2 separate regions of the Mus musculus genome follow, and region 1 is linked to region 2. The links are chromatin contacts, found by Hi-C or POLR2A ChIA-PET in ENCODE. All regions are on one chromosome and are shown on one strand. The core of a region is the stretch at or near the end of the contact, and the rest is flanking DNA. Distances in the headings are between cores, read along the strand shown. Region 1 holds the start of Pfdn2 (prefoldin 2). Region 2 holds the start of Ppox (protoporphyrinogen oxidase).

Evidence for each region. Hi-C counts contacts between places; a loop is a spot of excess contacts on that map. ChIA-PET counts read pairs that join two places held with the same protein, here RNA polymerase II (POLR2A).
Region 1: a loop to region 2 is called in a map of T-helper 2 cell, with 2.1 times the contacts of the local background. The contact joins the promoter of Pfdn2 here to the promoter of Ppox in region 2. A Hi-C loop is called at or near these places in 1 of 37 maps with a recorded cell type or tissue (T-helper 2 cell). POLR2A ChIA-PET finds 5 or more read pairs at or near these places in 3 of 5 experiments (Patski and embryonic stem cell).

The regions. Positions count from the first base shown.
Region 1 is chr1:171,343,509-171,347,361 of GRCm38, reverse strand. It overlaps Pfdn2 (prefoldin 2), which reads right to left and starts at 1,687. Exons shown (of 4, transcript NM_011070.4): 1 at 1,576-1,687. The coding sequence starts at 1,650. It overlaps Nit1 (nitrilase 1), which reads left to right and starts at 1,717. Exons shown (of 7, transcript NM_012049.2): 1 at 1,717-1,794; 2 at 2,362-2,448; 3 at 2,823-3,074; 4 at 3,195-3,298; 5 at 3,535-3,668; 6 at 3,799-3,853. The coding sequence starts at 1,793.
Region 2 is chr1:171,278,915-171,282,744 of GRCm38, reverse strand. It overlaps Ppox (protoporphyrinogen oxidase), which reads left to right and starts at 1,559. Exons shown (of 13, transcript NM_008911.2): 1 at 1,559-1,872; 2 at 1,977-2,071; 3 at 2,223-2,357; 4 at 2,490-2,605; 5 at 2,744-2,876; 6 at 3,171-3,315; 7 at 3,432-3,622. The coding sequence starts at 1,985. Usp21 (ubiquitin specific peptidase 21) reads left to right here. Exons shown (of 13, transcript NM_013919.4): 11 at 1-50; 12 at 134-248; 13 at 443-796. The coding sequence ends at 533.

The DNA.
Region 1 (3,853 bases), core at 438-2,937, 64 kb before region 2:
AGCGGAGGACCTGGGTTTGGTTCTCAGCACCCTCATGGTAGCTAATAGGCAGTTATCAGAGGTTTTGACCACTCTTCTGGTCTCTGAGGGCTCCTGCACACATGTGGTATATGCACATACACATGCAAACACACATAAAGTCTCATTGTTTTGTTTTTGAGACTGTGTTTTACTCTGTAACCCAGGCTAGCCTGGAACTGACAGGGTAATCCAGGGGGATTATGGGTATGGGCCACCACACTTGGCTGTGACCAAGTTTAAGACAAGGTCTATTTCATTTACCTGTTCCTCTGGGTTAAGCAAAGCCAAACACAAGACGGACTCTCCAAAGCATTAGCATTTTTTCCTTCCCACTATGTCAGAGGCTACACCCTCTTCCATCTCCAGAATTCCCCTGCACTTCAGTTCTCCCTGAACACTTACTTTCTAACTCTTTGACAGTGTGGGTTTTAGACTCTTTATGCTGATGCTTTTACCTGTAGGAATTGTTCAACAACCAACTGACAAATGTACCTATGATTAAAATTACTCTTCTGGGGCTGGTGAGATGGCTCAGCTGTTAAGAGCACCGACTGCTCTTCCAAAGTTCAAATCCCAGCAACCACATGGTGGCTCACAACCATCCGTAATGAGATCGGACTCCATCTTCTGGAGTGTCTGAAGACAGCTACAGTGTACTCACACATGAAAGAAAGAAAGAAAGAAAGAAAGAAAGAAAGAAAGAAAGAAAGAAAGAAAGAGAGAGAGAGAGAGAGAGAGAGAGAGAGAGAGAGAGAGAGAGAGAGAGAGAAAGAGAGAAAGAGAGAAAGAGAAAGAGAGAGGGGGTGGGGGGTGGGTTCTGCCCTCTTCCGAAGTCAATCTTTGCAAAGAGAGCACACCGAGCAAGCTCGAGGCCAGCGTAGGCCACTTAGTAAGACCGTGTCTCAAAGACGAAATAATCCGAGCCTTTAATCGCAGTATGTGGGAGGCAGAGGCAAGCGGATCTTCCAGGCCAGTTTGGTCTACAAAGTGAATTCCGGAAAAGCCAAGGCCGGACCCGACCCTATAGCAACCCTCATCCCCACCTCCAAGACAAAACAAACAAACAAACAAACCACAGACTCCTTAGTCAAAATAATTTACGGAACACTAAACTGCTCAGAGTCTGAGTCACGTGGCTCTGCAGCGTGTTGGTGATGGTGAACACGGTTTTTGAGCCATGAACTACATAAGCCACTCACTGACTAAGAACAGCTTGGAATTCGTTACTAGATGCCACGCCAAACACCATACGCTCTTTAGGGTACCTCGGAGAGGGGGCAAACTACGATCCATCTTCTCAGAGACCTGGCCAACCCTCCCAGACCCTGCAGCTCAGGGCTTTCTCCCTTGACTACCCACCCACACCGCGGGCGTGCCTCTCCCCTACCTACCCAGGCTCTAGAAAGGTTCGTGATCACCTCCAGAGACCCCCTCTCCCCCGTGCGTGCCCATGGAGACCGTGGAAAGGACTAAAGGCCCCTTCGAGCCACAAATCTTATCTTCTACACGAATTCGACACCGCCCCGGGTGCCTTGTGCGCTCGCGGCTCCTCACCTGTTCCGCCGACACCGCCCCCTTCCCCGCGCCGCTCCCGCCGCTCTTGCCCACACGACCGCTGCTGTCCGCCATCTTCCCCACCTGCAAGCTTTCCGGCCTGCGCACTCTCACTGCGTCACATCCGGCCGGGGGGTTACCGCCCACTTGCTCCTGCGCTCCTGGCTCCTGGCAGCTCTTGAGATCCGACCCCGTGAATGGTTTTGGCTGTGTCTTCATGTAGGACCTACTCCCAAACCCTGCCCGCTGCGGTGAATTCCACCTGCGATGCTTTAACTTGTGCAACAGAGATTCTTGCCCGGGGGGGAGAGGCGGGGAAGGACGCGCTAATCAGAGGGCGGGGGCTCGGGTTGGGATCTGGTCCTGTACCCATCTACCCACCATGAGATGGTGGAGATCTAGGGAGGGTGAACTTTCCTTCTGAGATTCGGGTATAAGGGGAAAGATACGTGTTGAGTCTATAAAGCTGTGCAGGTGGCACAGCCGAGAAGAGAATTGGGGAAACGAGGAAGGTTCCATGAGATGACTTGAACTGCGGAAACGTTTGGCAAAGGAAAAAGGGCTTCAGTTTTAATGTGAGATCACTGGAAGTTGAGGTATTAAGGCACCGATCATAGTCGCCTCTCCCATTTTCCCATTTTATATCTTTTCCTAGCTACTAGTAGTAAAAAGTATTTTCGAAGCCTTGGGGGAGGGGATTACTGGCCAGGCCTGGAAATGGCAGAGAATTCTAGAAACTTACGGCTTGAAAGAGGGTTAGGTGTCCTGATTTCTCACCTTCTTCAGGCTGGGCTTCATCACCAGGCCTCCTCACCAACTCCTGTGTACCGGATACCGATTACTTCGAACCCCAGTACTTTGTACTCAGCCCAGGTAACATATTTCGTAATGTTCTCTCTCTGGCGCATAGCTGCTTAGTTCGTGTTTATTAACTTCATAGTGGGAGACAAAGATATCTCCAAACATGTAATGAGTGAACTCCAGTAGCTCTAGGGTTATTATGCTCTGTAAGAATGAAAACAAGTTGCTGGGGTCACCTGTAATGCCAGCACTCGAAAAAAAGGAGGATCAACCAGGAGTTTAAGGTCATCCCCAGTTACATAGAAAGGCCTGTCTGGGCTACAAAAGACCGTGTCTCAAAAAAGAAAAAAGTCAAAAGAAAATAAAGTTTCTGGCTCCACCCCCACTTGAGCCTCTGAGTTTCTCCTAGATAGAAAATCTGAGGATACTGCCTGTGTCATTCACAGGCCCAGAACCATGTCCTCATCAACTTCCTGGGAGCTGCCCCTGGTGGCTGTGTGCCAGGTAACATCAACACCAAACAAGCAAGAGAACTTTAAAACATGTGCTGAGTTGGTTCAAGAGGCTGCCAGACTGGGTGCTTGCCTGGCCTTTCTGCCTGAGGCATTTGACTTTATTGCACGAAACCCTGCCGAGACATTACTCCTGTCCGAACCACTGAATGGGGATCTTTTGGGCCAATATAGCCAGCTTGCCAGGTACAAGGGTAGGGTTTGGGGGGGGGGGGGTTGTGTGTGTAGAACTCCCTGTTGAGCAGTGTTCCTGGATTGCCACAGAGGGGGTAGAGTTGTGTGTGTCGTGTCCCCCCCCCCCCCCAGGGAATGTGGAATCTGGCTGTCCTTGGGCGGTTTCCACGAGCGTGGCCAAGACTGGGAGCAGAATCAGAAAATCTACAATTGTCATGTGCTTTTGAACAGCAAGGGTGAGACGTCATAGCCCTTAGTTTGCCTCTTCCCAGGCTTCTCTACCTTTCCTCAACTCAGATCTTCAGCATTTCTTTCTCAACTGCTTGGCCTTGGGGTTTTATGCTTCTGTTCTCAGCCTACAAGTTACTCTTTGGGAGAAGAGCTAAGCTGGACTTGTAGAGTGTCTGTACTGAGTATTTTCTCTCTCTCTCTCTCTCTCTCTCTCTCTCTCTCTCTCTCTCTCTCTCTCTAGGATCAGTAGTGGCCAGTTACAGGAAGACACATCTGTGCGATGTAGAGATCCCAGGTCAGGGGCCGATGAGAGAAAGCAACTATACCAAGCCTGGAGGCACTCTTGAGCCACCTGTCAAGACACCGGCTGGCAAGGTGGGAGTTTGGAAAGGAAATGGGACTATGTTGAAAAGTGGTAACACCCCCCATTGGTGCAGGCTAATGAAGGCACTCAGTGTTCTGTTGAATGGGACAGGGAAGATGAGTGGGTTGTTTCTCATTTCAGGTTGGTCTAGCAATCTGTTATGACATGCGGTTCCCTGAACTTTCTTTGAAATTGG
Region 2 (3,830 bases), core at 310-2,809:
CTTCCCACTGCAGAGACTAAGCCTAGGGGACTTTGCCAGCGACAAAGCGGGTGAGTCTGGCAGGGAACCTCCTAAAGAATCTTCAGGAGGGAGACACAACTGGGTGTGGAAACTGATGTTATTTAACCCGCAGGAAGCCCTGTCTACCAGCTGTATGCCCTTTGCAACCACTCGGGTAGTGTCCACTATGGCCACTACACAGCCCTGTGCCGGTGCCAGACTGGTTGGCATGTCTACAATGACTCCCGGTGAGAATAGCCTCTTGTTCAACTCCTGCCCCCTCCCACCGCCCCCCCCCCAGCTCCGAAAAGATAAGTTCCTGACAAAGGATAGGTGGAGAGTCTCTCCTGATCTCCACCTGGCTACTCTGAGTCTTGTGGGATGGAGGGGGAATCTACAAGAATGACCACTGACCACAGCCGTGTCCCGTTTCTCTTCTCAGCGTTTCCCCTGTCAGTGAAAATCAGGTGGCATCCAGTGAGGGCTACGTGCTGTTCTACCAATTGATGCAGGAACCACTTCGGTGCCTGTGACACCATCTTGAAGCCCTGGCACCTGTGAAAACCTTCCCAACACCCTTAAGCCCCCAGTTACCTCACAGACGTCTATTTTTGTGTCTTTTTAATCGGGGAGGGGAGGAGGGTTGGTTGTAGCTCCCGTTATTTTTTTTATTAAGAAGTACCCTTCCGCCTTGTTTTCCTGTCCCATGTACAGAAACCACCAGACCCTTGACCATGTACAGCCCCCAGAACCTCTGCAATCTCACTTTTTTGTGAATAAATTTATTAAGAAAAAAGTGATGTTCATGTTTGTATTTGTGGATAAGAGGGAATGGATATCTAGAATTTTGGTTCAATTGGAGCCTTTCTGGGCCCCAATTCTGTCTCTGGACAGGTGGGGGCGCTCTCACAACAGAAGGAAAAGAACAGGGATTGAGCTGGCCCCAGCCTTGGACCCAAACACTGAGTTTAGTGGAACTAGGCAGACAAACCCTGAGACCTGTGAAGTTGCGGGAAAGCCTGAAACTAGAGTGCAGGCATTGGCACGCCGGTTTTTCCTGAGAGGGGTACTGCCCCTCGAGGGCAAGGCATCCAAGAACCCCTGTTGACAAACACTGGTACCGTTGCCGGGCGGCCCTTGCTCCCGTAGGCCCTGTCTGTTGCTAACATCAAGGAGCTGTTTATGGAGCCTTCTCCCCACGGACTGGCCTCCAAGTGTCTCTCTCTTTCTCCCTAACTAAAGCTCGTGGGGCTCTCCCACCTCCAGGGTTTTCACCACAGACCTGGGAAGCTTGAGCTGGGGAATGCTCAAGGATTTCGCTGTCCTGTCCCTGGGGAAGGCAGTGCCGGTTACTGCAACTAACTCCGATTAGGACACGAACAGGTTAACCCGCTCCACGGAACTGACTCCGAAAGCGGCTGTTGCTCCTCTGGTAGCGTCACTGCCAATATGGTGTTTTCATTGGTGAATGTATCCAGAGCTCACCAATCCAGAACCCGCACTCCAAGACCCTCCAATCAAGAAGCAAGAAAGTGAAACGCAGTCACGCAGGCCGCCAGAAAGGAATCGACGGAGAGTCGGAGGGACCCTAAAAGTTAGGGGCGGGGATACCAGACTTGAACCTGCTCACCCCTGAGGCTGGAAAAACCGAGTGCTGTAGAATTCTGGCCTCCGAAGGGTTTGTGCTGGGGAGATAGCGTGGGCGTGGCCCTTATCTGCACACGGACAGGATGGACTGCTCCTAGGGCCTCTATCAGTCACTCACTTTCTCGGGTTCCCCCTATCTCGTGGGTAAGTTCTGGCTTCAGAACGAAGACCTTACTCTTCCACCAGCACGTACACGCGCGCCCTGCATTAGTTGCTCATAAATCAGTAAGTGTCCAGAAGTGGGGTATGGGACCAGTGGGGGTTTCTGCAGTTGTAAAACAGAGTGCTCCCCTGCCCCGTTCTCCTGGGGTATCTCGACCTTTTCCCAGGCCTTACGATGGGCCGGACTGTGATAGTACTTGGCGGAGGTATCAGTGGATTGGCCGCAAGTTATCATCTGATCCGAGGCCCCAGTCCTCCTAAGGTGAGTCCCCACTAGTACCAGAGAAAGACTCATTTAATACTCTTGATATTTCTAGCAAAAGCTGCATAGATTTTTGTTCCGTGAAATATGCACTTCCCCCGACCCCCAGTCCCTTTGCCCTGTGGCGACAGTGCTTCACTTTTGGCGCCAGGTGATCTTAGTGGAGGGCAGCAAGCGTTTGGGAGGATGGATCCGCTCAATCCGAGGATCAGATGGTGCGATCTTTGAACTTGGACCTCGAGGGATTAGGCCGGCTGGAGCCCTGGGAGCCCGGACCCTGCTCCTGGTGAGCGTCTTGTGGAATGTGTAGGACAGGTAGTGGAGGAGAGTTCTCCAAAGGGACGGAGTTGCAGAGAGGAAAAACGTTGGGTCAGTTTTTCCTTAGTTTCTCCTCTTCCTGAGGGCTTGTGGAGAACAGGTTTCTGAACTTGGCTTGGAGTCTGAAGTCTTGCCTGTCCGAGGGGATCACCCAGCTGCCCAGAACAGGTTCCTGTATGTAGGCGGTACCCTGCACCCTCTACCCTCCGGCCTCAGGTAACACCTCACTATTACACACACCCCCCTTTCGCTCCCTGTCAGGCCTTCCAGCCACAGGGGGTCTAATGGCTGAAAAGAACCCTCTGAAAGGTGAATCTGGGAGTTTTCTTTTCAACCATGCCTTCCTCCATGCAGGGGGCTACTCCGTCCTTCACCCCCCTTCTCAAAACCTCTGTTTTGGGCTGGGCTGAGGGAGTTGCTGAAGCCCAGGGGCAAAGAGCCTGATGAAACTGTGCACAGTTTTGCCCAGCGCCGCCTTGGACCTGAGGTGACATTGCTCAGAGGTGGTCTCAAACCTCTTCCCCTCCTGTTGCTGAGTCTCTAACTCAGACTTAACCCCGGGGACTCTTGAATCATTTAGGAATGTCCACTATCTATTGCTGGAATCTCCAAAACCCAGTGTTGGGAATAAATGCCTTCCTTTCCTTCCCATCCTTTTGTTACAGTGGGAACATCTCCAACCCAAACTCTCTCCTTCCCTTAGTCTCTCACAAGCAGGGCCAATGGAAATCAGTCAGGGTGGCTTATTCCTTGGTCCCTCAGTCCCAGTCTTACTCTTAAGGTGGCATCTTTAGCCATGGACAGTCTTTGCCGAGGAGTATTTGCTGGCAACAGCCGGGAGCTCAGCATCCGGTCCTGCTTTCCCAGTCTCTTCCAAGCTGAACAAACCCACCGGTCCATATTGCTGGGGCTGCTGCTGGGCGCAGGTGAGGGGCAGCATTGATTGGTTCAGAGGGTGAAAAAAAAAAGCCTGAGGACAAACTGAGGTACTGTGTACAAGGGGTACTAGTTTAATCTTTTACCCACCCACCCCTCCTTTTAGGACAGAGTCCCCAGCCGGATTCCTCACTAATTCGTCAGGCCCGGGCTGAGCGATGGAGCCAGTGGTCACTCCGTGGAGGGCTGGAGGTGTTGCCCCAGGCTCTTCACAATCACCTAGCAAGTAAAGGGGTCACTGTCCTCAGTGGGCAGCCAGTCTGTGGGCTCAGCCTTCAGCCAGAAGGGCGCTGGAAGGTAGGAGAACCTCTGGAGTGTAGCGAACCTACGTCAGTGTTACTGCTTTTATTGTTGTTATATCGGGGATTGCAAAATTTCACCTGGCAAAAAGTTTCATATGCAAATGTACACGACCTGATTTTATAGCAAAATAGGCCTTCGGGGGGAGGAGGGGGGCTTCTTTGCTCAACATCCATTTCTTTAAGTTTCGTCCAAGCTTTTAAAA